Linked DNA regions of Homo sapiens: all the other regions are linked to region 1. The links are chromatin loops, found by intact Hi-C in ENCODE. Cell type or tissue: sigmoid colon. All regions are shown on one strand.

The links. A loop is a pair of places that touch in the nucleus more often than their neighbours do. Peaks named below come from ENCODE experiments on the same cell type or tissue, not always from the same donor. Only the 100,000 strongest peaks of a DNase experiment are listed, where the experiment ranks them.
Region 2: it touches region 1 in a loop (7-fold over the local background); 13 of 110 quality-filtered maps call a loop at or near these places.
Region 3: a loop joins it to region 1, with 7 times the contacts of the local background. A loop is called at or near these places in 3 of 110 quality-filtered maps.
Region 4: it touches region 1 in a loop (5-fold over the local background); 59 of 110 quality-filtered maps call a loop at or near these places.
Region 5: it touches region 1 in a loop (11-fold over the local background); 75 of 110 quality-filtered maps call a loop at or near these places.
Region 6: it touches region 1 in a loop (9-fold over the local background); 45 of 110 quality-filtered maps call a loop at or near these places.
Region 7: a loop joins it to region 1, with 6 times the contacts of the local background. A loop is called at or near these places in 4 of 110 quality-filtered maps.

The regions. Positions count from the first base shown.
Region 1 is chr17:12,665,607-12,669,606 of GRCh38, reverse strand. MYOCD (myocardin) reads right to left here and starts at 3,717. Exons shown (of 14, transcript NM_001146312.3): 1 at 3,364-3,717. The coding sequence starts at 3,418. In sigmoid colon, a CTCF peak has its summit at 2,044; DNase peaks (open chromatin) are centred at 2,136 and 3,586; H3K4me3 peaks cover 3,898 bases; H3K27me3 peaks cover 450 bases.
Region 2 is chr17:12,356,831-12,360,830 of GRCh38, reverse strand. No RefSeq gene overlaps it. Among named protein-coding and RNA genes, the nearest start is that of LINC00670, 190 kb to the left of the region's middle. In sigmoid colon, no CTCF peak of the experiment used is centred here; a DNase peak (open chromatin) is centred at 2,150; H3K27ac peaks cover 248 bases.
Region 3 is chr17:12,471,211-12,475,210 of GRCh38, reverse strand. No RefSeq gene overlaps it. Among named protein-coding and RNA genes, the nearest start is that of LINC00670, 77 kb to the left of the region's middle. In sigmoid colon, no CTCF peak of the experiment used is centred here; a DNase peak (open chromatin) is centred at 2,380; H3K27ac peaks cover 405 bases.
Region 4 is chr17:12,543,911-12,547,910 of GRCh38, reverse strand. No RefSeq gene overlaps it. Among named protein-coding and RNA genes, the nearest start is that of LINC00670, 4.1 kb to the left of the region's middle. RefSeq lists a silencer at 1,685-1,979. In sigmoid colon, a CTCF peak has its summit at 1,860 (motif pointing left); no DNase peak of the experiment used is centred here.
Region 5 is chr17:12,254,973-12,258,972 of GRCh38, reverse strand. No RefSeq gene overlaps it. Among named protein-coding and RNA genes, the nearest start is that of MIR744, 180 kb to the right of the region's middle. In sigmoid colon, a CTCF peak has its summit at 2,397 (motif pointing left); a DNase peak (open chromatin) is centred at 2,392.
Region 6 is chr17:12,178,724-12,182,723 of GRCh38, reverse strand. No RefSeq gene overlaps it. Among named protein-coding and RNA genes, the nearest start is that of MIR744, 99 kb to the right of the region's middle. In sigmoid colon, a CTCF peak has its summit at 1,863 (motif pointing left); a DNase peak (open chromatin) is centred at 1,863.
Region 7 is chr17:12,420,590-12,424,589 of GRCh38, reverse strand. No RefSeq gene overlaps it. Among named protein-coding and RNA genes, the nearest start is that of LINC00670, 130 kb to the left of the region's middle. In sigmoid colon, no CTCF peak of the experiment used is centred here; a DNase peak (open chromatin) is centred at 1,769; H3K27ac peaks cover 624 bases.

The sequences.
Region 1 (4,000 bases):
TTGTAGGTAGGGTTGCCAAAAAGAATAACAGGGCCTAGTGAAATTTGGATTTCAGAGAAAAGTATGTCCCAAGTACTGCTATATAGTGAAAAAGTAATCACTATTGCTTGGAAATTCACATTGAACTGAGCATTCTGTATTTTTATTTGCTAAACTGAACAAGGTTATATTTGTGGGGGTGGGGTCAAGTTCATGGCAATTGCCAGACTTTGCCTCTGTTTGCGCGGTTTAAGATGGGGAAGTGGGAAAGAGAGAGAGAGAAGCAAAAGAAACACAATGATTCTTTAGAAGCAACATCCATTCATGGATCTCTCTCTCCACTTTTGATCCTTTATGTCTGAGGGCTGTGTGTGCCTGTGTGTGGCACACATACGTACCTCCCTGTGTGTTTTGTAGGACACAAGGATTGATATGGAGGAGAACTGTTGATAGTGACACTGATTAGATATTGAATAAACAACATGAGAAGATTAAAAACTGTAAAAATGTGATTAGTTTAAAATCAGCACAAATTACTACATTCATGTAAAACTGCCTCTCCTTCACACACAATTGCCACACAGCACAATCACAGTTACACTTGTTCCCAGTCAATCTTTATGTGTTTTCAGAGAATGATAAAATGTTACCAAAGGGGTCTAAGACATTGCCTAATCCAACCTCAACATTTACCGATTAAATAACTGAGACAGAGAAACTGACCAACCGCCGGTCCCACTGCACATCAATATTAATAATAGAAAAATGTTTTGTAAGAGCCTTCTAAGGCCTGGGCATTTTCGAAGTTCTCTACTTCACATTTAATTCTCACAATGACCCTATAGTCATCCTCTTTATTCAGGTGAGGCAAGTTGAGGCACAGAGAATTATGTAATTTACCTAACGCTCAGGGTCATGTAGCTAGTAAGCAGAGACCACTATGAAAAACCCAGCTAGTCTGGCCCCCGAGACCCACGCACTCAACCAGGACACCCTTTGGCTTCTCAAATGAGTTTATATCACTAAACATGTTCATACATGTAAACTTTCAGAGCTTACTGCTGCTGTAGCACAATTTTGTCCTTAATCACGAGGTCACTCAAATACAGCTTATAGAAAGTTGGTCGGCCATGGTTGACATCGATGATGATTTCAGAGTAAAAGCAGTTATCTGCTCACCTATAAATAAACCCCGTCACAGTGGGTCTGTTGCTGTAATCAGAGAATGGTTCTGTTGCATTTATTTTTTGAAATATGTTTAATGGAATACATAATACCACGATCTACTATCAAAGCAAATATTCGCAGTGAGATAGAAACAGTTTTATGAGTTTACTGTTTGAGTTGCTTTTGAAAGAGAAGGAGGAGAAGAAGATGATGAAAGAGAAGGGAAAACAGTGAAAGAGAGAGAGAGAAATCAAAATAAAGTCAAGGCCCTTATTCACTGTTGGTGACAAAATAAAAGACATTCTCTTAAAGAGAGGCCCTCTTGTTAGCATGCTGCGACCTCAGTGCTGGCACAGCCATAGTAGTAATTACATCCAGAAAGAATAACCTCCATTCAAACATTACATTTTCTAAGTTTTACATTCCACTTGTTTTTTTTCTCTTGTCTGTCAAGAGACTATCAATGTTTGCATCTCAGACTCCAGATTCCCTGTTTATCAATGACGGGAGGATTAAGGATGCCTGCTTCTGCTGTGATATCATGTTTTCCCGAAGCTACCTTTCCTTATGACACAAAAGCCTGCACAACTTTAAAAAAAGTGAGGCTGGAATTCTCTGAAGCTCCAGGATCAGGGTCTTCAGGGTCTACTTAGGAGACACCAGGACTCCACAAATCCACTGAGATGGAAGTTGGGAGTGTGGCAAAAACTGACTTCCCTCTCCACTGCACTTTAGCTGAAGGAGGGATTGATAAGCGTTTTGCAAGTCTACTATCAAGTACATCACCAGATCCTTTTAGAGACAAACCAGCACCCCCAGACCCTCCACATTTAAACTGGCAAGGAAGCATTTGAAATGAATGCAGCCTCATAGAAAACAAATCTACATCCTCTCTTCTTCAGAAAGGTGGCAGTGTTGCCTTACAGTTTTGACCGAATACAACGCAGTGGTGAGGTCTCTAGCTGGTTAACAGATCAACCGCCTCACCTCACCATGGAAAGGAAAGGAAGGACTTAATCCACTGCCGACCCCAGTGGCTGGCGGACTCATCCCAGAGCTTCAGGGGCAGTGAGACTTGTGACCGCCTAAGCTCTTGAGTTTTCAACTTGCATCAACAATGAAGATCCTAAGAAAATCTCCAGTTGACTCCACAGGCATCTAAAAACCAAGGGCATCTAAGAAAGTCACAGATGAACCTTACCTCCCAGCATCTACATTTTTCCTTTTTGAACCATCCATCCCAAGTGAAACAACTGAGTTGGCCCCATGTAGAAGGGCTAAGGAAACTTTAGCTTAGCAACCTATGCCAGCATCTTTCTGACACCTGTTATGTCTAATGTTCACATCAGAGTTCTCCTAAAAGTCATCAATCTAAGTAGAAGTCCTACATTGTTGAGTGTGTTGTTAACCAGTTTTCTAAAACCAACATTATACACAGAGCTACTGAAAAATAACTTCAGAAGTCAAGTGTTGCTTTGTCTAAACGTGGAGACCCACACAGACACCTTCCATGGGCGCGTGTACAAGCCCTTCTGGAGAAGCGGTTAGAGCTCCCGTCTCTCCCTTCCACTCACCTCCACTCAGCGTCCTTTGAGAAGTTTCTCCATGTGCCACTAACACAGAAATTTTGGGGGAAATTCTCTATTTATAAATATCAGATGGTTTGGGAAAAAATATTTGTGGCACTGGGCTTTCTTTTTTTTTCTACAGTGATGTCATTTTAAATACTTGGTGTGCTCCAAATTTGCTATTTTTACTTCCCCCAAGTGACTTTTTTTGGGAAATACATTTGTTTGGATTAGCTACATTTTAAGTGACCCCTGTACCTAACACACAACATCAGGTTCATCTTCTCAGCGATTATAACCGATACTACGCAGCTTCCAAACTTGAAATCCCTTATTTGTTCATTTCCAAAGTTGCTCCCTCTGAATGTACCCCTCCAAAATTTCTATTCATAGATGCAGAGAAAATAAAATAAAAGGATTGGCCTTTTCACAGATGAACAACCACACTCGACCACCCAAAGCACTTACAACGGAAGACACGAAAGGCCCCCAAAGTCAAACAAAACTCTTCGCTTCCACAATGTGCTTTTGGGGAACAAAGTTGAGGTAGACCTGGCAGGCTTTGAAACATTTATTGGAAAGCAGTTCTAGAGTTGAGAATTGCAGAAGAGGAAAGTTTAAGAAGGAATGCTAAATGCCTTAGCCCTACCTGATCTGAACTTGCTCCTAATCAGCAAGGAATGCTCAGACCCCAGGAGTGTCATGTTGAGTCTCAGCAAGCCGCTGGTCCCTTGGCCAGGCGCCCCCTGTTCTCCACCAGCAACAGGCTCCCGGGAGCCCAGCTGACCGCAGCTAACAACCCAGAATTCATCCAACTCTCCGTGAGCTCCCCTGGGTAGGAGTACAGTGGCAGCCAGTGTCCCCAGAAAACTGGCGCCTCCCCCCTCGCCGTGCGGGGCTAATTAACTCTTAGCCGGCGGGACCCTCCTCCTCCTCGGAGGTTGGCCAGGAGCAGCGCGGCATCCCAGGCGTTCCTGTCTGATGTCATAGGCTGCCGGCGATTGCGGAGAATCGCCACCACGCCTTTATGAAGGTCCCAACTTTGCCATCTGATACCCTTTACTACTGACAGGCGCTCAGCCAATCAGGAGCGGCGAGCGGGGTCTGGGGACCCGGAGCCGCCGAAGCCGTCTCGGGAACCGGCTCTTAACTCTTTGCGGCGGGCCCCGCAGCCGCCGAGGCACAGAGGGCGGGAGCAGGGCCAGGGGTCGGGAATCTGGGAGAGGGGCGCGAGCTAAAGAGCGGATGCCCGGAGGAAAGAAGGAAGGGCTGCGACGCCGCGGGGC
Region 2 (4,000 bases), 310 kb after region 1:
AACAGTATAAACTGATCGATGTAAACTTCTTGCTGCCCAAGACCTACAGCAGCCGATTCTCTTCCTTCTTGCCCCTGGTTGGGTCACCTCATGGTCCTCCATCCATCTGTCCAGTCTCTTCATCCTCAAACCGTTTCATGCCTCTCCAGTGTCTTCTCTCTTTTCCACTGAAGCCTTTGTGGGTGGTCTTCACAGCCCAGGCTTGGCATCATCTCCAGTTCAGAACATGTCTTTGTCTTGATGTGGGCTAGTGAAAAGACCATTTGCTGAAACAGAACCACCCACACATATGGAGAACGTGACCCAGCAGATGGATGATTCTGGAACTTAAAATGTCGATTGGTCCTTCTCTTATACATTTACTGCCGTCACAATGGTCATGCTAAGTCAATCAATCAATGCATATTTACTGAGAGGTTAAGAAGTGCCTAGGATTTTACTTGGACTGTAAGAAATACTAAAGTAGCATAGCCCCTTATCTAGAGAACTGTATATTTACTCGGGACAGAAGAACTTGGAGGCAGGGAGCAGGGGAATGAGGAGGGAATTAACCTGCAAGAAACAAATAGAGAAAAAAATAACACACATGCATGCATGTACACACACACACACACACACACACACACACACACACACACACACACACCCCTACCTCAGTCGGATTGGCCACACACACAGTAAGATACAGTGAAGTAGGACAGAGTGAGAGACAAGCAGCAGGTAATCTGAGTGAGCTGTCCCACAGCCCACATCGGTTAAGGGCATCTTGCCATCCTGCTTTCTTGCAACTGTTCCTTGTACCACCCATGCCCATCTTTTCCACTCAGCTTATAAACTCTTCCAAGGCAGGAGGAGCAGCTCGGATATTTTCCCCAGGCTCCAGTGTTATGAAGCCCAGTATTAGTCTTTTAATTCATTTCAGTACCAGCCCCATGCATAAATCCTCTCAAAACATCGTCTAATAGGTATTCTCTAAACAGAAAGAAATGAAACTCGAGCAGTCTTTAATTTGCTGATTTTTCCAAATCTTGCACACAGTTTATTGCAAAACAAGTCATTGAACTAGATCCTTTGTTAAACCTGCTTCAAATCTACTGAATTACATCTGGCTCCTTGTTTTGGACTTACAAAGAAGTAGCCAAATTATAATGTCCTTTCTTCCCCCGGCAAGAAAAGCAGCCATCAAATGAAAAGAAGGGAATACAGTGTTTGTTGAGGGCTGTGAGGAAACCCTTTTCCTAAATGTCCATTTTGGATGGCACTGGTTTCCTGTTTAAAATTTGTTTTCAAATGTAAATGTGAGCCCTAGAAAAAGTAATGTTATTATTATTTGAGGGGGAGACAGAATTCTTGATCAATTGTTCTGGCAGAGGAAAAGGAAAGGGGCAAGGAAGGGGAATTAAAGGAAATGACAATCCATCATGAAACGGGCCACGGGGAATGCAGCAAGTGAGGATGCTGTAGGGCGCTGAGACATCAAACATGACTGACCACTCAAAGGTCAACCACAAGACGCTTGGGAACTGGAGCAGACACTGAGAGCGTGTGCCCAGCCTCTTAGCAAGAGCCTGGAAAGAAAGGGGCTTGATAAAGAAGGGTCAGTCAAGAGGGGGGAGAAGCATTATGTCAATATTTAGACTACCACAGAGAGACAGTCGAAACCTGGAAGAGAGGGGTGGATTTGTGGTCCAGAAAGAAAGAATGAAGCCACCCGAGGCTCAGTGTGAGGAAGCAAGTAGGTTCGCCTGAGGCCGACTTGAACATTCTACATCTACACTAATGCCTTAAGTTACACTGAACAAGTTCAAATAATAATACTACAGGGTTAGTTTGTACCTCCGAGACTTCCACCTACTATAATACAATATTTTCTGTCTCACAACTAGCAATCTTCACTATCTTTAGAGAGGAAACTCCTAGATCCTTGGGTGGTGGAACTTGAGACATTGCAATTTGGGCTTCGCCTGAAGCCATTTCCTCCAAGAAGTGTCTGTTAAGAGTGCAAATAGCAGCAGCTGTGTCTATACACTGGTGATTATAGCATTACAACCACAGAGGACCCTGGGCTGCTCTGAGTAGCGTGTGCTGGGCGTCCTCAGACTGGCCAGCCGTCGTCGGAGAAGGGCCAGGCGCAAGAGCAAGCCACACAGGCCTTGGCAGCGCAGGCTGGCCACCCGGGGCAGAGCTCTGGAGGAATGAGCCTGTGATGAAACCACTATAAATCTCTGTTTAAAAATCCTTGTTAAGTTTTTTGTTTTGTTTTGTTTTGTTTAAATGTTGTTTAAACATCTTTGGTTCTGGAAGGGAGGCAGGCTCTTAGAAATCAGTTCTGAAGAAGTCCTTGACTGAAGCCGAGTGTGTCTGATGAAGTATTAGAATCTTGATAAAGAAAACATTAAACAGAAACTTAAGTGTTTAATGTAAAAACCTGGCAGCTGTGTGTTGCTTTTACTTAGTATCTACCTGCCGAGAGATGGAGGTTTTTCCCTTTGTTTTGGTTGGAAAATTCCTCTCTTTTGATTGGAAAAACATTGTCAGTGAGGTTCATTTTTTTTTTTCAGTATAGAGATCCATCTTTCTAACTGTCATGTGATCGGTTTGTATAGCTCAGAAAAAATGCACAGGCGATCTCAAAAACTCGGGAGCATAATTAAGGGCCAGTGAGTGTCTGCTCTGACTTACTTTTATCAGTCTAATGGAAAAATGCACCCATGGCTAAGAAAGAGAAAAACAATATAGACAGCTAGAAGAAGAAAATCAAAGCAGTGTAAAAGCTCATGATGCCAACATGACATTGAAGGTTGAAAGTCAGGAGTCCGTGTGTAGAACAGTGCCTGCTATACAGTAGATGCTCAATAAATGTTGAATGAAAGAGAGGTCGAAGCTTGAGAATAAGATAAATGATGTTATAGTAAGCCAATTCTAACTAGAAAAGTGTAACATTCTTGGAAAATGCTTTGCATATTTTTATATATAGAAATGCTTTCCAAACATTTTCATGTCAAGGCATACATGGGTAATAATACTAGGTTGGTGCAAAAGTAATTGCGGTTTTTGCCATTACTTTTAATGGCAAAATAATAGTACAGTGAGTTAGATAAAATGGGATTCACACAGACAAAGGCAACAAGCTCAGGAGCTGCAGCCTGGGCCCCTGCCACCACTCTAAAAGCTGACAATCAGTATCCTGGCAGCTCTCTGCTACCTCTGCACCACACCATTCATGCCTTAGCCCACTGTCTGGGGAGCTCTATGATGGCAGGTCTTGAGATCTCTGCTTTTAACTTTCATAGTGTTTCTTTCATAAAGAAATGCTTGACATACAGAGTGGAATAATAGACACAGGAGACTCCAAAAGGTGGGAGTATGGGAGGGGGGTGAGGAATGAAAAATTGCCTATTGGGTACAACATTCACTATTCAGGTGATGGGTGCACTAAAAGCCTAGACTGCACCACTATGCAACATACCGATTGATCAAAGCTGCATGTGTACCCCCCTAAATCTATAAAACTTTAAACAATATAAAATTTTAAAAAAGAATGACAATCTCTCCATGCTTGAAGCCTCATTACCACCTAATAAGAGCTTCTCCTAATTATAAACAAAGCATCTCAGAGGAAATGAGTTATCTCCCAATAAATCTCAAAACGTACTTGCCCCAATATTATTCTCACCATTTTCCCCCTACCACTCAATTTGCTGTACATAACACTTTTACCAAGAAGAACCATAGGATGCTTCCTTTTGTAACATTCTAAACTGTCCTTTCTGTTTTAAGTCTGAGATTTTTGGTTGGGGGCTTAGGCGATCACCTGTTCATGCCCAGTAGGTGTCAACTCTGGCAAACATGCTCACCAAACACCAGTTTTCTCTTCCATCTGGAGCACAACCAGCCTCTATTTTCTAGCAGCCTTTCTTGTAGTTAAAGTGATTCTGTGACTGGGTTCTCATCAATACAAAGTGAGTGATACTCAACTGACCACATCCAGACCCCCCCA
Region 3 (4,000 bases), 190 kb after region 1:
TACCATATTGTTTTATTGTAGTATACATCAAGAAGTTAAAAAGGTCTCAAACTAAAATGTAACATTGCACCTAGAGGAACCAGATAAACAAGAATAAACTAACCCAAAAGCTAGCAGAAGAAAAGAAACAACCAAAATCAGAATAGAACTGAATGAAATTGAGACCCAAAAATCCATACAAGGAATCAACAAAACCAAAAGCTGGTTCTTTGAAAGAATCAACCAGATAGATAGACCACTATCTAGATTAACTAAAAAATAAAATAAAAAGAGAGAAAAAGTTCCAAATAGGCACAATCAGAAATGAAAAAGGTGACACTACAACCGATCCCACAGAAATATAAAAGATCCTCAGAGATTATTGTCAACACCCCTGTGCACAACAAGAAAATATAGAGAAAATGGATAAATTTCTGGAAACACCCAAACTCCCATGACTGAGTCAGGAAGAAATCAAAACCCTGAACAGACCAGTATCAACTTCTGAAATTGAGTCAGTAATAAAAAGCCTTCCAACCAAAGAAAGCCCTGGACCAGATGGATTCACAGCCGAATTCTACCAAATATACAAAGAAGAGCTGCTACAAATCCTACTGAAACTATTCCCAAAAAATAAAGAGAAAGGACTCCTCCATAACTCATTCTACAAAGCCAGCATCACTCTGATACCAAAATCTGACAGAGACACAACAAGAAAGAAAACTACAGGCCAATATCCCTGAGGAACAAAGACGCAAATATCCTCAGCAAAATACTGGCAAAGTGGGCCGGGTGCGGTGGCTCACGCCTGCAATCCCAGCACTTTGGGAGGCAGAGGTGGGCAGATCACAAGGTCAGGAGATCGAGACCATCCTGGCTAACATGGTGAAACCCCGTCTCTACTAAAAATACAAAAAAATTAGCCAGGCGTGGTGGCGGGCGCCTGTAGTCCCAGCTACTCGGGAGGCTGAAGCAGGAGAATGGCGTAAACCCAGGAGGCAGAGCTTGCAGTGAGCCGAGATTGCACCACTGCACTCCAGCCTGGTCAACAGAGCGAGATTCCATGTCAAAAAAAAAAAAAAAAATACTAGCAAACTGAATCCAGCAGCACATCAAAAAAAGTTGATTCACCATGATCAAGTAGGCTTTATTCCTGGGATGCAGGGCTGGTACAACAAATGCAAATAAACATGACTTTCATATAAACAGAACTTCCATGGAGATGCACTTTAAGTACTCACGAAGAGAGTTTTACAAATCAAAAGTGACATCTTGTACTGATTAAAAAAAAAAAAACAATAAATAAGAATCCAATGGAAATTACCACTAGGATGCAGCCATTCTCCTGTTTGCCCAAAACAGCTTCATTGCATCTTTTGTGAATGCTGCTCTGGGTGGACACTCAAGGAAATGACTGACAACGTGCTAAGAAGAGCCTACTACTTCATTCTTAAAAAGTTCTATTCCTTTAAATCTTGCCATAGATTGTATCTCTGTTTGTTTCTTCGTCAAAGTTAACCAATTCATAATTTTGTTTTATTAAACACTAATTTTAATATAAAAATTATAATTGACTTTATATTATGCACTAAAGTATCCACTACACACTCATTAGTTAACCAAGAGCATAAGCACTAAATGTGTCAGATAGCCAGAAACTAAAACTTCAATGGCCTTACCAGTTAAAGAAAAGTCCCAATCTTCAGTGGAAGGCTTAGAAATCAAATGCTACTGAGAGTTGGTAAATATCACAAAGTTCTTATACAAGGAGTATTATCACTTGTCTTAAATGAATACCTGACAGAGGTACCTTCAGTTTTTCAAAGTCCTTCCAGGTCTCCAACAGTCCAAGTGGTCCTTATTGTAGTATACATGTCCCAAGGCAAAGGACACGGTTGATATATAAATCACTACTCTTACTTGGTATTTCTCAGTCCCGTTTACTGCCTGGCGGTTATGGGTCAACAGATTAGCAGGCCTCTTGGACAAGGGACACCAGGAGATGACCTCGGAGAAGATATCCACCTCCCACATTCACACCTCGCCTTCCTGACTTGGAAAACACCTCCAGTTAATGAGCAAATCTGGCATCTGTCAGCTTTTTGTAAGCAAGCATTTCACAAGGTTTACAGAAAAGTAAAGTAAACAGAGTTCTGAGTAACAAAAGAGTGGCGTTTATGCATTCTTTGATTCACTTTAAAGGATGGTATAAACTGACTTTTTAACCAAGCATTAGGCAAGATCTGGGTGCAAGCCATTCTATAATAAACAGTGACATGGCTATATTAAAATATTTACTTAGTGTGCTAAAGTGACTTATAGGAAGAGTGGCTACTACATAGAAGTCCTAAGTATTAAGGCGTCAGGTGCCACGGGCAGCATAAATATTCCATGTGCACTTGTTTATAGGAAAACCCCATCTGGATTCGGCTAAAACAGCAGGCACCCTGGTGACCCCAGTTTTGCTATTGGAAAATATAACACAAGTGTTCACTCATCTAGAATAACTACAGTGCTAAGTGCCAAATGACAGATGGGAGGGGATTGGCTTTTCTCAATAAAATCCAGGCACTCCATTGTGAAGGGTTTCATTGTAAGGCCTCCTCCACATTTATAGACTCTCAGAGTAGACACGCAGCTAGACAAGGCAAGGTGCTGGGTCAGACTGACCAAAGCCTGCCTAGTCAGGCAGTTAAGGTTAGGATTAGGGTTAGGGCCTTGCCTATACACAATGTGCAAGCTCGACAGGATTTGGAAGACTTGGCCTGGAACAATCCATCAGCGTCATCAATCCCCACCCTTAACTCCACTTCCCCTCTAACTTAGTTATGCTGAATGATGATTAAGCAGATAAGCTGAGGACCAAGCCTGGTGAGAGACACAGAGCCCAGTATTTTGAGATAGAAAGTCCAGATTTAAGACTGCTCCTCCACTTACTTGAGTATAATTTTAGGGTCAGAATAGGGAGGTGAGAGTAGACAACGCTTGTTGACAGGCATTGTACCAAATGCTTTTCATATGTTATCTCATTGATTCTTTGTGACAATAATATTACGGAGTTAGTACTGCCCCCATTTTACAAAATCACACAGTTGAAAATGATTCTAGGAAATAAAAGGTCTTCCTAGGCCAGGCCTCAGTCACCTCATTAGATGAACACATCACCATCTTCTTCCAAGGTTGACCCAAATGTAGTGGGAATAATAAAAATTAAAGTATAGCTGTCCCCTGAAACTGACAGTTTCACTGCAGAGAAAATGCTTCTGCATGATAGCATGTCTACCCAATGTTACAAGTGCAGAGCTCACAAAGATAAACTCTCAAATTAAAACTGCTAACTGCAAACCAAAAACTCTATCTGATTGGAGAAAGTGACTCCCTTACACACATAGTTCCAACTGTAAACCTTCCCCTACTGAACTTGATTAATAGATATTTTTCACTTATCTACTCACTTTAACAAAGATGTATTGAGTACCCGCCATGCATCCAGCCCTCTATAGACAATGGAGATACAGTAAGAAGCACAATCCCTGCATCCATGGAGCTGACCTTCTAGTGGGAGGACAGATAAATGTATGTTTAAATAAATACTTCACATAATTTCAGGTAGTAATAAAGAAAAATTAATCAGGTTATAGGAATAAAGAATAACTAAGAATACCATTTGAGGTAGGGTGGCCAGGTATACCAAAGCTATTAACTTGGAAGTTTTGGGAATTAAAAAAAAAAAGTTCAGGCTAGGTATGGTGACTCATAATCCTAGACTATTGGGAGGCCAAGGCAGGAGGATTGCTTGAGGTTAGAAGTTCAAGACCAGCCTGGACAACATAGCAAGATCCCATCTCTACCAAAAAAATTTTAAATTTACCCAGGTGTGGTGGTACACGGCTGTAGTCCCAGCTACTAGAGAGGCTGAACGGGGAGGATCACTTAAGCCCAGGAGTTCAAGCCTGCAGTGAACAATGATCATGTCCCTGCACTCCAGCCTGGGTGACAGAGTAAGACCCTGTCTCAAAAA
Region 4 (4,000 bases), 120 kb after region 1:
ACGGGAGGGAAAAGTTAAAGGAGGGAGAGTAAAACTCATGGTCAGAGGCCTAACTTCCCAAGCCAGGGGCTGAACTCTCCATCCAGGTTGACAGGGACAGCCGCATTCTTTCAAGGATACTGCCTACCGTCAGGGACCTGGGAAGTAGGAGGACGGTTAGGCTTTAGGAAAATGGTGCGTACAATCATGGATAGTGAGGCCGGCTGAGCTGCTACTTACTAGCTGGATAAATGAGCCAAGTCACTAATTTCTTTGAATCTGTTGTTTAAGCCTCATGTGTAAAATGGTGATAACCTAGAGCTCTAGACCCCAAGCACACTGGGGAATGGAGTAGCTGAAAATGTAAATACTCTCCTCGTTACTATTGTTTTCAATTTTCTTTTGTTTATTTGCTGGTTTTACGTGTGTAAAAAAACCAAATTACATATTCCTGGGACAGAAGAAATGGCGAAGCCAATCATTTGTAAACGATGTAGGAATGCATGCAGGTATGCAGAAATTAATATATGTCTATTTATTTGCTTATAGTTTGTCCTGTTTTCACAGAAGGAAATTGAGGTAGTTAACAAGGATACTCATTTATCATGTACTGGTTAATAGTATATAATTTTATTTGTGGAAATGACAGAGTTTGGTCATTAAAGGAAATTGAAACTTCATCTCAGAATAATAAAAGCACTGCCTTCCATTTGTGGGATGCTCCTGAGAGCAGTAAACATGCTCCCCCTATTGTAAAGTATAGATATTAAAGTCTTTATAAAATGTCCTGACATCTACAGGAGGTTTTCTTCAAAAAAGAGAATCATGTGAAGCGCTGAATGAGATATCTTCTTCACTTTTTTTATTTTTATTTTTATTTTTATTTTGAAACAGAGTCTAGCTCTTGTTGCCCAGGCTGGAGTGCAATGGCACAGTCTCGGCTCACTGCAACCTCCACCTCTCGAGTTCAAGTGATTCTCCTGCCTCAGCCTCCTGAGTAGCTGGGATTACAGGCACACGCCACCACGCCCAGCTAATTGGTGTATTTTTAGTAGAGATGGGGTTTCACCATGTTGGCCAGGTTGGTCTTGAACTCCTGAGCTCAGATGATCTGCTTGCCTCGGCCTTCCAAAGTGCTGGGATTACAGGTGTGAGCCCCCGCACCTGGCCTGAATGAGAAATCTTCTAAAGGAGTAAGATGCCACAAGAATGGGGTGGGAAGACTGGACTTTTAACTGGTTTTGTCAGTCAGGATACAGTGAGAGAAAGAGAAACGATATCGGGAATTTCGAACACGCAGGATTTAATACAAGAATGATTCCTCAGGTGTTGGTAGACTGGAAGCACAAAAGGAATACTGAGGAAGTTTGGTTATTCAGTTTCCTTTAATAACCAAACAGTCATTTCCACAAATAAAATTATATGCTATTAAGCAGTATATGATAAATGACTATCCTTATAAACTACCTCAATTTCCTTCTCTGAAAACAGGGCAAACTTTAAGAAAATAAATAGGCATATATTAATTTGTACATACATGCATGCATCCCTACATCATTTATAAATTATTGGCCCTGTCATTTCTTCTGTCCCAGGAATTAGATATGAAATTTGCTACTACCCCTGAGCTGACGCAACAAAAGAAAAAAGATGCAAGTTGTTGAGGCAATGGTGCTCAGATCTCTGAGGAAGGGGCATAGCCACTGCTGATGGCGGCTCTACAGGACATAGAAGGTTCTGGAAGCTCCAGAAAAGCCCAGTTCCAGGCAGCTGCCTCTCTCTGAGCAACACTAAATTCGAAAAGTAGGAGTCCATTCTCTCTCTAGCACCACCTATTGGCAGAACGTAAGAAGTCAGCAGATGAGGGCGTAGGCTGCAGAAGGATGGGTATGGAGCTGAGAGGCAAGAGGGCATGACTGGTGCACGGGGGCGGGTGTTAGCTGGAGACACTCATGGAGTAGGATGGCGGGCAACATCCATGAAAAATAACTGAGACAGATGCAAAAGGAAAATAAGCTCTATGGCCACATTTTCCCAGAAGCGAGAAAGAAGCAAGTGAGAAACCAATTGAATGCTATTGCAAAACGGACCGCACTGATGCCCAAAGAAAGCTCATTCTCCCCTAACAAACTCTTCCACAATTGTTTAGTGAGTGGGAGAAAATTAGCGAAGATAACAGAGCTACTTAAGTGGTAGTGATTCTTTTCCACAATTCACATATTTACCCAATAGTCCCAGGTGTTTTACTCTGCTCTGCGTAGCTGCCAGCCAGAGCACTGCAGCCAGTGACTGGACTTTATTTGCATTTAACACTTTTTTTTTAAACAAAGTCTATTAATTTATTTAATCCTCCTGCAGGGCTACTCATCCATAAAAATATGATGTATTCAAAAATATGTCTACTTCTCTGGTGTGTGCAAAAGGGAAACAAGCCAGATTTAAAAAGCTACATATTGTATTATTTCATTCATATGATGTTCTGGAAAAGGCAAAGCTATAGAATGGAAAATCCTGTATCAGTAATTGTCAAGGAATGGAAAACCCTATATCAGTAATTGTCAGGGCTTGGGGAAGGAGGAGTAGTTGATTACAAAGAGGCTGCAGAAGGGAATTTTTAGGGTGATAGAACCATTATGTGTGGCAAAGTAGGAGAGGATTAATGACTGTGCACTTGTCGAGATCCATAAAACTTTATAGCACAAAATGTGAATTTCAATGTATGCAAAGTAAAAAAATAAATAATAAAGCCACAGGATGTTAGGGGACCCCAGAAAAGAATGTAGAATGTGACAGAAGAATCTAACTGTGTTACAATGTACGACACAACCTCACTGCAGGATATGGGTGAGGGAGGGAAGGATTGAACTAAGTAACTTTGGAAAACAGCATTTTGACTGAAAACTTGAAGGCTAAACACAAAAGCAGCTGTACCTATACAATGTATTCTAGTTGGTAATGTTGTTTCTCCTGGGATTACTGGCTAACAATTCCAGAACTGTGTTCCATGCATAGCAGGTTTGACAAGTAAATAAGTAAATGGATGGTGGAGGACAGTAGCCAGTTTTCTTGCTGTTCAAGAGGAAAGTTATAGAAAAGCAAAGGTAGGAAGCTAGGATGAAACAGTTTGTCCTAGATGAGAGACATCAGCATGAAGTCAGGTTTAGGTTTATATATATGTAATACATACATATAGAACTCCTTATGGTACATGTGTATACTCAGGCAGTTCTTAGGTCTAGAAGCCTAGAAGCAGTAACACCTGTGTAACAATAAGCCTGCCAAGTACCCTGATCTCAGTTACTATTCTCCAATCAAGAAATCAGGGCTCCTTGGGGAAATGGCTGGTTCCAGGACTGGTGCAACAAGCATACAAAAATGAGCCTGGAGTATCCTGTAGGGTGAGAAAGTAAGAAAATGCTCAAAAATCAAACTGATGGGGGGCATGCATGTCAAAGGGACTTACAAGCCAACCTGAAAGAGCTCCCAATGGCTGAAGCTGGAACAAGCTGAGCAACAAAATAAATAATGTAGCATTTTATTATAAAAATAAAAATAAAGACAAGTCTTCCCTTACAGAAGAATAACATATAATTTTTTTTTTTTTTTGTGACAGAGTTTTGCTCTTGTTGCCCAGGCTAGAGTGCAATTGCACAATCTCGGCTCACCGCAACCTCCGCCTCCTGAGTTCAAGCAATTCTCCTGCCTCAGCCTCCTGAGTAGCTGAGATTACAGGCATGTGCCACCACGCCCAGCTAATTTTGTATTTTTAGTAGAGACAGGGTTTCTCCATTTTGGTCAGGCTGGTCTCGAACTCCCGAACTCAGGTGATCCACCCTCCTCAGCCTCCCAAAGTGTTGGGATTACAGGTGTGAGCCACCGCACCTGGCCAACAAATAATTGATGTAAATATTGCTCTCTCCAGGAGGTGACAGGCTTCCAAAGAGTAGCATATGAAGAGGGATGAAGAACGGTAACTCCGCAGTGGAGAGACGCGACAAACGCTGCCTTGGCCAGAGGCTCA
Region 5 (4,000 bases), 410 kb after region 1:
AAACAGGCACAGGAAAATTAAATAATGTACTTAAGATCATACAGCTGGTGGTGAACAGATTGTTATACAGTTTAGTATGGTTCAAAAATTGTCTAAGCTGGACTTTCTAAGACAGATGGACTTGTTTCCCTTGAGCTAGTAAGTCCTTTCTGACAATATTATCTCCATCCCCTGAAGTAAAATTGCATCATTAACCAACGTAGCAGAGAGTACTGATTAGAGATGGGCTGTGGAGTCATGAGTTCAAGCCCTGACTCTGTCATTTAGCAGCCTGTTCGTCTCTCTAAGACTCCATTTCCTCACCCATAAAACAAAGAGTTAAGGAAAAACTCATTGTGATGGTTGAATGAGACAGTGTATGGAAAGCACTTGGCACGTAATAAACAGTTATTCCACATTAACCATTAAGTTTATTCTTATTTGGTGCCTGCATATGCAAGGAATGTCACCATAGACTCTGACTAAGAAAATCTCAAATGGTTTAGTTTCTAGGAGCCAGGCAGGTAGATAAAATCAAGATACTGATCAAGGAAACACCTCAACACTCCAGAGAGGTGGACATAATTATTTACTGTGGCTCTGACAATATAATTTATAGTATGCAAAAATGGTAGCTTCTTGAATTATCCCTGACAACATCAGAAGGTAGTCAAACAAACAGACTCACGGTGCTGCCCCCATTCAGGGGTACTAGTCTCAGAATAGAGCATGCGCAGTGATATCCTATCCGAATGGCATCTCTGGGACTTGTGCAGTGTGGCTGGCGTGCCAACAAACATTTGCTCGCCTCCTCCCGTGGCCCATCTGTCCTCCAAAGTTTGATCACCTTGGGAAAACCAAGGCTGGATCAGAAACAATGATTTGAGTCCCAGTTTCACAGCTGGCTGGCTGTCTGAGCTTAACCAGGTTATTTAACTTCCCTGAGCCTCGTGCTATTTATCTTTACAACAGAGATTATCACAATTGTCACATACAGGTGTTGGGAGGATTAAGTGAACTCACTATGTAATAGGACCCATAAGAGTCTGGTAATCACACCGCTGGTTCTGTAAGAGTAGCACTTTGTGTTGTTTGTTATTTCATTTGTCAGTGCAAGAGCTATTAGCCAGAAGGATTCTGGACTAATGGTGCTAAATGATGCTGAACTCAAAGCAGGTCTTGCAGCTGATACGATATGGCCTTAGTAAATGTTCTCCTTACAAGACGCCAACTTTCCCCACATGAAGGTGCCCTCTTAATTATAAATAAATTACAAGATGTAAATCATTATAATAGAATTACAAAATGTGTTATAATATATTTAAATTATAATATATAATTATAAATAAATTTTGATTATCAATAAAGTTTTGTGCAATCAGATTCCTCTAAGCATCAAATATATAGTCATGTTCTTTCCCTAGTTTGTCTTAAGTCATTTGAACAAAGAAGACAAGCCTCTCGGTAACCCTGCAGTGCTTAATGACTGCCACTCCCAGTGTTCCCACGACACTCAAGCTTCCCAACTTTAGCTCTGAAATTAGGTTGGCAGATAAAGGCACCATTAAGCAGCTCCTTTTACCTCTGCAGTAGCAAAAATCTTACATAAAAGGAGACACCAAGAATATGCACTCTGCCCAAGGACGAGTCCCCAGCAACCTAGTTCCTCATCCAAGAGAAGCTTCTTGATTCTGCAGGTCCCTGATCTTGCTGCTGCTGCTTCTCTCCACCACTCCCCTCAAATGCAAAACACGGCTTCATCTTTTCTGGTTACAACCTGAGTGACATGACCTAGCATGTGCAAGGACAAATGCGAGTTTAGAAAATGTGACTCGTATCCAGACCCAGCTTCCAAAATCACCTTTGCTTCCTCCCACAGACTATCAAACTGCCCCTGCTGACAACACTCCCACAGCTGGTGCTTCCTGGGTTTGTGGGCTTTGATTTTTCCAGAATGTTCCTTGTTACTTTCAGAATCATATTTGCACTACTTTCTGGAGGAGTAGAAAATGTACATAGAACTCTTCCTTCTGCACAGATTTTGGAAATCACAGTGAGGGGTTAAACCTGTGTAGCCATATGCGAACACCTTATCTTAAACATTTAAAACATCCTTCATAAAACGTTGCCAGTGGTTAATTTTCTGGCAATTCTCCATAAGATTTACATCTCTATTCTATATCCATAAGTACAAGATAATTAAGACATATTCAACAGGAGAATAGTGACATACCCGAAGATATTAATTTTAGGAAGTATTTAAGTATTATGGTATTGTACTAGAATCTCTGTCACTAAAATAGAATCTAGATGTGAGTTGTTACAGACTGTCACTTTGTAACTTCTGGTTTGTAATTTTAGCACTTATCAGGGTCTAGTAGTCACTTAGACAGTCTTGTAATTGGGGTACACTGCCACCCAGTGGCAGTAAATGCCATGCTCACATTGAAATAAAAATTCGTGCCTCAGATTCATGGGCCAATTATTCAACAAATATGTAAACCAGGGATTGTCTACTTTTGAATAGCAAAAATTTGTCTCTTTTTTTAAATGACTGAAAATTATAAACATTTTAAGAAAATTTAAATCAATTCCAGAAGGGAAGAAATATGTGCGCTAACCAGTATCATTTAACTCTATGCAATTATTGAGCACCTACTACTGGTTTTCAGAAAAGGCCCCAAAGATAAGCAAGAGCATAGTCTCTGAACTAAAATTACAAACCTGAACATCAGTAATTAATTAGTCACGCACACAAATAACTGATTCACAGCTCAGCAAACATTTCCAAGCATGCCAGCCTCTGTGTGTAAGAATGTAAGAAGGCCTATAAAAAAGGTACTTAGAAAATGCTATGAGAACATAGAGAAATATGAGATTTACTCAGGCTGTGAAATTCAAGGAAGGATTCTCTGAGAAGACAAAAATTTGTGCATGGCTTAGAGAAACTGGTTAGCTTTTGACAACGAAATATGGTAAAGAAGGGCATTCTAGACAGACAAATAATACCAGCAAGGCACAGAGGTCGAAAGCATTGTGAAGAAGGTGAATAGTCTGGTTTGTCCTAACATGGGAGAGGTAAGCCTTGAAAGACAAGCTGGAGTGGGAATGCGAAGATCCTTGAATGCATGTGAGCACAATGGATTGTCCACCATATGCAATGGGGAAGGCTTTCCAGTGGAGAAACTGTATCTCACAGCTGTGTGCCAGCAAGAACAATCAGCTGAAAGCAGGGAAGATAGAGGAGACTGAGTTTGGTTGTTTGGATGGCACATGACAGGAGCTCATTCTCACTTTATACCAGGACCCCGAACATTTGCAGAGTTTTACTTTTGTGGGTATTGTAAGGTATGTGGAGGGGCAAGAAGAGAAGGCAAGGGAGAGAGGAAGGAAGGGTGGGATAAAAGCGGAAGGTTTGATGACAGCCTTCAGCTGTCAGCTGCCCAGTTATGTGCACTGCCAGGCAATAGCTGGAGCTCCAACCTGTTCCAACTATTTGGAGGTAGAACTTGGAGGTGGAATTCCTCAAAATTGATTTCTGGAGGATACTGAACTCTGAACACACACCAACACATTTAAAAACGACTTCTTCAAATGGATTTTGAAGAAATAGCAATAGATGTGCCATCTGAGGGATGACAGTTTTTAAAAATAGAGAATGCCCCAAACAATAGGGATGAAATCTTTGTGTGGGGCAAAGACACCAGTCAGCAGTTGGGTACGTCCCCATCACAATTCCCATGTGTGCAGCAGAATCTATGATCAGAAGCTCAATCAAAAGCCCGAAAAACCAACCTCTTTTCCTGGGAGTCCACCAGTGGGAGAACTTAAGCGAGGCTGTTTTAGAAACAAAAGGAATTAGAAACCAAAAGACCCTGCTTCGATCTCCTTTAGCATCATCTCACGATGGATGAGACCTGCTGAAACCCGGCAGGACCATGTCAGACTAGGAAACATGACACGCAAAGAGCATTTGTCTTGCAGGAATTCCACCAGATTCTTGGCTAAAGAAAGTGAAAGG
Region 6 (4,000 bases), 490 kb after region 1:
GGTCGCATGAGCCGAGATCACACCACTGCCCTCCAGGGATGTCCACTCTAGCCATTTCTACTTAATATTTTACCAGAAGTTCTAGCCAAGGCAACTAGACAAGAAAAGAAATACAGTCATGGATCACATAGCAACGTTTCAGTCAACAACAGGCCGCATGTATAACAGGCCCATGTCCTGACTCGTAGATGGCCATCTTTTTGCCATGTCCTAACACAGCAGAAGGGGCCAGGGATCTTCCCAAGGTCTCTTTGATAAGGGCACTAATCCCATTATGAGGGCTCCATTCTTATAACCTAATTTCCTATTAAAGCCTCTACCTAGTCATATTATTATGTTGGAGATTAGGATTTTAATATCTGAATTTGGAGGACACACAAACATTCAGACCATAGCAGATGCCATTGCAGGCTTTTGAGCAGGAGGCTGCCTGATACTATTAAGATTTTTTTTTTCTTTTTGAGACAGAGTCTCTTGATGGCTTATTAGAATTCTTTTTGTGTGTGTGACAGGGTCTCACTCTTTTGCCCAGGCTGGAGTACAGTGGGGAGATCTCGGCTCACTGCAACCTCCACCTTCCAGGTTCAAGCGATTCTCCTTGCCTCAGCTTCCCAAGTAGCTGGGATTACAGGCGCCTGCCACCACACCTGACTAATTTTTTTTTTTTTTTTTTTTTGTATTTTTAGTAGAGACAGGGTTTCACTATGTTGGCCAGGCTGGTCTCGAACTCCTGACTTTGTGATCCGCCCACCTCAGCCTCCCAAAGTGCTGGAATTACTACAGGCATGAGCCACCGTGCCCGGCCCTATTAAGATTTTTAACAGCGTCACTCTGCCACTGTGCAGGGAAGACAAGGTTAGATCAGGAGAGACCAGTTAAGAGGCTGTTGCAGTAACCATCGTAAGATGGTGGTGGGAGCGGTGGAGGCAGCAAGAAGTGGGTGGATCCTGGATTCATTCTGAATCGAGAGCCAAATGTTTGATGCTGAATGTAATGTGGAGTAGGAGAGAAAGCAGAGGTTTAGGGAAACACAAAGGTTTTGGCTGAGTAAACGGATAACAGAGTTGCCATTACCTGAAATGGGAAAATCTGTTGCAGGAGCAAGTACCAGAGAAGATAGGAACTTGGCTTTAAATATCGAGAACATGAGATGTCTCATAGGCTTCCAAGTGGAAATGTTGCATAAGAAGTTAGATAAATAAGCTAGAAGTTCAGGGGAGAGATCCAGATTGCCAATATAAATTTGAGAATTTTTCTCTTACAGGTGCCACTGAAAGCTTTGAAATCGAATGTGATCATCAACCGAGTATGTACGTGTGCGTGTGTGTGTGTGTCCTTATTTCAACGTGTAAGTAAGTTTCTTAAAAACAATGCCTGTTTGCCTGTGTTTCATAAGAACTCTATATACAACAAGGCAACAAATGTCATGATATGTATTACCCGTGTCTGTTACCCTGCTACTTGTTAAGCACAGGCCTCAACAAAATAAAAAAGCACAACACAAGTTCATCAGCAGAGAATTTGAGAACGGCAGGATTATTTTAAATTCTACACAGACACACAGCAAACCAAGTCTAGCTGTGCTTGGAAGCTAGTAGGCATTTAACTACACTTGATTTTTATTCAGTAATTTGTCAATGAATTGGGAAAGATGGTCTCTAGCCTTCACACGACCAGTTATTTGTATGACTATGAACAAATCATTTCTCCTCTCTGAACCTTTGTTTCTTTGTATGTAAAAGTAAGCGAGTGGAATTAGATAACCCTTAACTCTCCCTCTCTTAATAGTCAGCAACAAAAATCTTTTCTAAAATAAACCTTTCCTGAAACCTGCTCGTTTTACAGCTGTATGGCTCCCCCAAGTGGCCAATGAGATGAATGTAACTGAAATGAATGCCTTGTGTTTTATGCAGTGGTTATTAATAATTGAGTTCATTTATTGATCGTTCATCACGTGTCAGACACTGTAGTAAGCATTTCGGGTGCATTTTCTCATTAAATTCTCACCAGAACACTATAAGACAGTTACTGTGTGTATATCCTCATCTGTAAGAAATTGAGACATAGGATTCCACATAGCAACAGGAAATGACGATCCGGGATTGAAACCTAGGCAGTCTAAATCCAGAATGTAAACTCTTAACAACTATGCTCTCCAGTATAAGTCACTGTTCAGGGGTAAGAATGGATGAACATCCAAGGCTGGAGAAGCTTTTGGGGTATTGGCCCTTGACTTGGAGAGGTTATGAATGGCTACCTGCCTGTGGAGAGACTTGGCTGGCTGTCTTCTCACTTCCTGACGTCAGAAAGGATTTCAGAAGCCAATCGAGGTCCCCTTGAAAAGCCACTGCTATCCATGCTGTCCAGGCCCCCAGTGCTATAGGAAAGAAGGCAGGCTTCTAAAATCCATCAGGACTGGAAGAAGTATCTTCTACTCAGGCAGTTTCCTTAGATCAACGTCTTCAATAGCACAGTTAGAAACTGAATAGAAATTGACTTGCCTTGCTTTGCTTGTTTGCCTTCAGGTAGTTTAGGGGAGGCTTTTGGTTTTAAGATTTAGTAAAGTCGTATGTTTACTGCGGCACTATTCACAAAGACTTGGAACCAACCCAAATGCCAACAATGATAGACTGGATTAAGAAAATGTGGCACATATACACCATGGAATACTATGCAGCCATAAAAAATGATGAGTTCATGTCCTTTGTAGGGACATGGATGAAGCTGGAAACCATCATTCTCAGCAAACTATCACAAGGACAAAAAAACAAACACCACATGTTCTCACTCATAGGTGGGAATTGAACAATGAGAACACACGGACACAGGAAGGGGAACATCACACACCAGGGACTGTTGTGGGGTGGGGGAGGGGGAGGGATAGCATTAGGAGATATACCTAATGCTAAATGACGAGTTAATGGGTGCAGCACACCAACATGGCACATGTATACATATGTAACAAACCTGCATGTTGTGCACATGTACCCTAAAACTTAAAGTATAATAATAATAAAATTTTAAAAAAAAGATTTAGTTAAGTGACCAAGATAAGCAACTAACAATTAGCTGAGCCTGTGGAATCCAGGTTTTCTGGACCCGTATCCCATTCTTTTTCCTCTTTCACCTGCAATTTTAAAAACAATTTTTAACTTCAGTAAAATTTACCCTTTCCGCTGTACATTTCTATGAGATTTGACAAAGCATAGCCATTTCTTCAACTTTTGACTTCTTTCCCCAATCCACCCACTATAGTTAACTTTTCAGCACCCTCAGGGAGTGTGGCCTCTTGTATTCTGCCTGGAGTTTTTAGTTGTTGTTAATGGGAGAGATAGTTGAGGTGGGCTTACTGCATCTCTGCCAGCCCCGGAGCCCTCTAGATAGTTTTAACATTTTGGAAAGAACAATCTGTTTGTATAGTAGTTGGGCTTAGTATGTAAGGAAGAGAGAACTTTCCTTACTGGCTGGGGAGCAGGTCATGGATTGGTCCATGAAGGGGTCCCAAGGAGAAGGAAACAGGAACCCGAGCCAGGTAGCCCCGGGGCTCAGACGGAACCTTCAGGGATGCTCAGATCTAAGGCCTTCAGCAAAGGTTGCCTGGGCAGTTGAAGGAATTTCACTCTATGCCTCCAGGCCTGAAGTCTGTCCGTTTCTCTTCCTACACGAATGGGCTTTCCTTTCTATGAACATTCTCTACCGTGTAGCTTCTGCTCACAAATGGCTTCTGTTCCCTTGGAATTTGACTTATGTGTGACTTATACATCATGCTTCCCCTCCTCAGGGGCTCCGTAATTCTGTTTTCTTTCAGCCTCAGTTCCCACCGTCACCTGCTTATCTCAATATTTCCCAGTTCAAATTATTGACAAAGAATAAATAATTTGTCCACTCATCGTTTTCCATCAGCCCTGTCATAGCCTCGCCTATGGCTCAATTAATTCTCCATGGTCCAATAAGTTATAACCAGCCGGAGAGGGTAGAAGGTATTGTCACCTGTTACTCT
Region 7 (4,000 bases), 250 kb after region 1:
TTGGATGTATTGGGAAAATAAAACAGGGTTAGGTAATTGAGAGCAACTGGGGCCTAGAGGGAAGTTTCCATGGGATGTGACAGAGCCCTCTGTGAAGAGGTGACCACCAGCCAAGGGCTAAGAAAGCCAGCCATACTTAGAAGAGCACAAGGTCATTCCAGGATGGAAGAACAGCAGGTGAACTTAGCATGTTTGAGAAACACACACGAGGCAACTTGAGCGGTGCTCTCTGAGCTAACGTGAGAGAGGGGAGAAGCAGGCTGCAGCCAGCTGACCTCTGCAGGGTAGGTTTTGGTCCTTTCTTCCTGGCTGTTGTGTAAGCATCTTGAAGGTCCATTGCCTCCCACAGAGTCTTTTTATGGACTAGATGCATGTGATCTCCCAAAATTAATATGTTGAAGCTTTAACCCCCAATGTGATGGTATTTGGAAATGAGGCCTTTGGGAGATAAATGGGGCCTTGAGGCTAAGTGAGGTCAGGAGGGTGGGGCCCTCATGATGAAATTAGTGCCCTTATAAGAAGAGACACCAGAGAGCTCTCTTGCTCTCTCTCTCTTTCTTCACCATACGAGGACACAGCAATAGGTGGTTGTCTACAAGCCAAGAGAAGAGTCTGCAGAATAAAACCTGCCTTGCCAAAACTTTGATCTTGGACTTCTCAGTCTCCACAATGCTGAGAAATAAATTTCTGTTGTTTGAGCCACCCAGTCTGTGGCATTATGGCATAGCAGTCCGAGCTGGCTGATACAGGTCTACTAGGGTGTCTGGCACTCCATAGAAGATATATAAATTCCCTTCAATAACTGAGTCATGGAGGCAGAGGACCATAATTCACATTCCCTCAGTCCTCAGTGGCTCATGCCACCCCGTATAAGAAAGGCCTCCAATCTCCCACTCAAACTTTAACCACGTATTTTCAGGAGATCCTCAGAGAGTCTCACAGCCATCCCAAAAGTGCCACGGCATGTTCTTCCACTCCAGGCTCTGTTCCTTGCCAAGTCACTTTCAAAGCTGGGCCCCACCACTGTCTCTGTAGCTACGACAGGCTGAGAGCGACAGTAACCCTCTGTTCCCAAAGCTATAAGCCACTGAGGTGCCAACATGAGGCTGTGCTTCCTGCAGATGCCACTGAGTTAGTTACAGGCACAGAACTGGGGAAAATCACTTCTTCCATTCAGCGCTTTTCTCACTGGGAGTCCTAAGAAATCCCACTCGTGCCTTAGTGCTGAGTCTTTTAAGGAAATGGATCCTTCAGCTTCTGCCTGCAGCCCCTGATATCATCCACTAAATCCACCTCCTCATTGCATCCGTCTCAGGTAAGCACACACCTGTGGGTGCCACCAACTTGTCATTTATGTCCCCTGTGACCAAGTCCTAATGTCAAGCCACACCTTGAATCAAAGATCTAACACCCCTGAATTCTTGGACCCCACTCATGTCTAGCCATGAGCTCTTGGAGGCTTTCTAGTTGACAGAAAAGAGAATACTGAAGGCGGAGAGCAAACTGACTCTTCCCGGTAAAGAAAGGCCTGTGTTTGTGTGTGTGAGTGAGTGTGACAGTGTGTGAGTGTGTGTGCTCTCTGGGGCTAGAATCAAGATATATGTCCTCATTGTGCTGTTGCCAGTAGACATTTGACCAGCACCCCTACACGTGACATGTGTTTGTTCAAATGTCACACAATTCAGGGTCCGTGTGGGAGCGTGGCGGTGCTGTGACACTGAGCAGCTGAGGACTCCCGCACTTGGCAGCCTCCCCAGCATGCTGCACTGTGGCAGACGGCCAGAGACCTGCACTGCAGGGTGTGTGGATCCGTGCACACAAGTACACTCCGCACACACACGAGCAAGCGCACACACATAAGAGCAGGTGAGGCACTCTGTCATCGGTGGATGCTTCATTTCTTTTATGTAATTTCTACCCCGGCGCAACTGTGCTATGTACAGTCTTGTCCTGGGGTCTTGGTTTCTTTCATGTGGTTCTTTGTGCTAACAAGATTAAATCAGTTCCAATAGGTACTGGTTTAATGGAGATGATAAACTTTTATTGAACTTGAGCACATTAAAATGAAATGTAAGCAATAGGTGATTTTGGCATTTGCCTGGGGTCTCTTCCAATTTGAATAAAGCCAGTATGCCTTCTCTGGAAAATAACAGCTCCAAGCCCGGCTCACTTTATGTGCTTAATTAAAATCTATTTTTGTGGTACAAAAAGGAGCTAAACAATGTAACGTTCCTTCTCTTCAACTATGAAAACAAAGATAGACGAATACTTTCTGCAAAACGGAGCTCTACCTTTTGCACAAAGAGCAGGTAATGCGCTGCTTTTGTTACAGCAGCCTGTCTGCTAATCCGTGATCTGTTTTGTCTGTGAACGGGATTATCATGGTGGTTTATTGAATAAGAGCCAAAAACGACGTTAAGTAAACTGTTTACACGAAGCCACTGGGCTGAAAAATCCAAACTCAGACTCATTTCAGGTTTTAACCACAGTAAACTTTATTATAGTTTCAACCGGACAGTTAAAACCTTTCAGGGCCTGTGCAATTGCTGAATGTGTAAAACACGAGACCACGGCTCTCCGTAGAAATTGGGGAAGTGTAAATATCAAAGTCAGCCTCTGAAGGTTGCCTTTCTCTGCAGCTCTCTGTGGGGCTTTCACTGGGGCCCGGATTTCAGCCAGGCTCCACGGCCAGGCCCCTGTCACTGTCTTTGCCAGTCCTGTAAGTCAAGAGAAGGAGGTTTGGCTGTCCAGTGTGGCAGGGGGCAGGCATGGAGCCTGTCACTAATCCCTAGCCTGATTCCTCGGGGCAGACATCTTTATGTCTCTAGGGGGCTGGCAGGAATACACCTGCCCTCTTCTGACCTCCATGGTGGCCGCCAGTTCGAAAGGGTCAAAATGAGTTTTTTATTAATGTCTACTCATGCCCTTTGTGCATCTTAAATTCTACTCTGGGGCCAGAACATTTCACAAGACGTGCTTTGATCTGTTTGAAAACAGACAAAAGACCAAAAGAATAGAAACATCAACCAAGGAAGCGCAACTTTAACACATTGTTTTGTCTCCTTGTGGACTCTGCAGAGAAAGCCAAATGGAGCGTTCCCGTCTGTGTGCAGCATGTAAACAGAAGTAACTCTAAAGATCACTTCTCCGGGACGTTTTAGTTGACAGATCAGGAAACTGGCACTCAGGAAAATGTTTCTGGACTGTTAGATTTTTTTTTTTCTGAGCTCAACTTTCCCAGAATTGTCTTTTGCAGTCCCTTGGACTACAAAAAAGCTCTGTCCTTTTGACCTCATACCAGTAATCTTTTAACTCCCTTAGTCTTCATTCATTCATTCATTCATTCATCCATTCATTCATTCAAGGTCCATCTAGGTGCCAGACACCGTGTTAGATGTGGGCAATGCAAAATAAGACAGGGCATCCGACCTCAAGGGCTCCCAGGCAAGTTGAGCGACAGGTGGATAAACAGGTAATTATAAAACTGAAAAACACATGGTTAAATAAAGGAATTGAGTCTCCTGGGAAGACAGGTGCCTCTTCTCCAACTCCTTCTCAGCTCTTCCTGCTCTCCTGACATCTAGATGCTGAAGGTCCCACGGACTCAGTCTAGGCCTTCTTTTCTCCTCTGTCTACACTGTTCCCCTGGGTGATCTCCTCCAGGCCCAGAGCTTTGAATAATTCTATACTGATGACTCCGTTTTTCTGTCTCCAACTCTGACTCCTCCCTGGAGCTCTACCTTCTTATAGCCCTCTTCCTGTTTGACTAGATCCATGTGACTGATTAAAAAGACATCTCAAGCTTATATCCAAACTGTAACTCCTGATCTCCGCCTGTCCACAATGCCCACTTCCTTCCCTGGCTTTCCCCATTGGCCCAGTTGTTCTAGGAAACACCCAGGAGGTAGCTTTAACTCCCTTTCCCCCCGACCCACTCCACATCCAGTTTATCAGCCAGTTCTCTGGGTTCCACCTCCAAGTGGATCTGGAGCCACCCTCT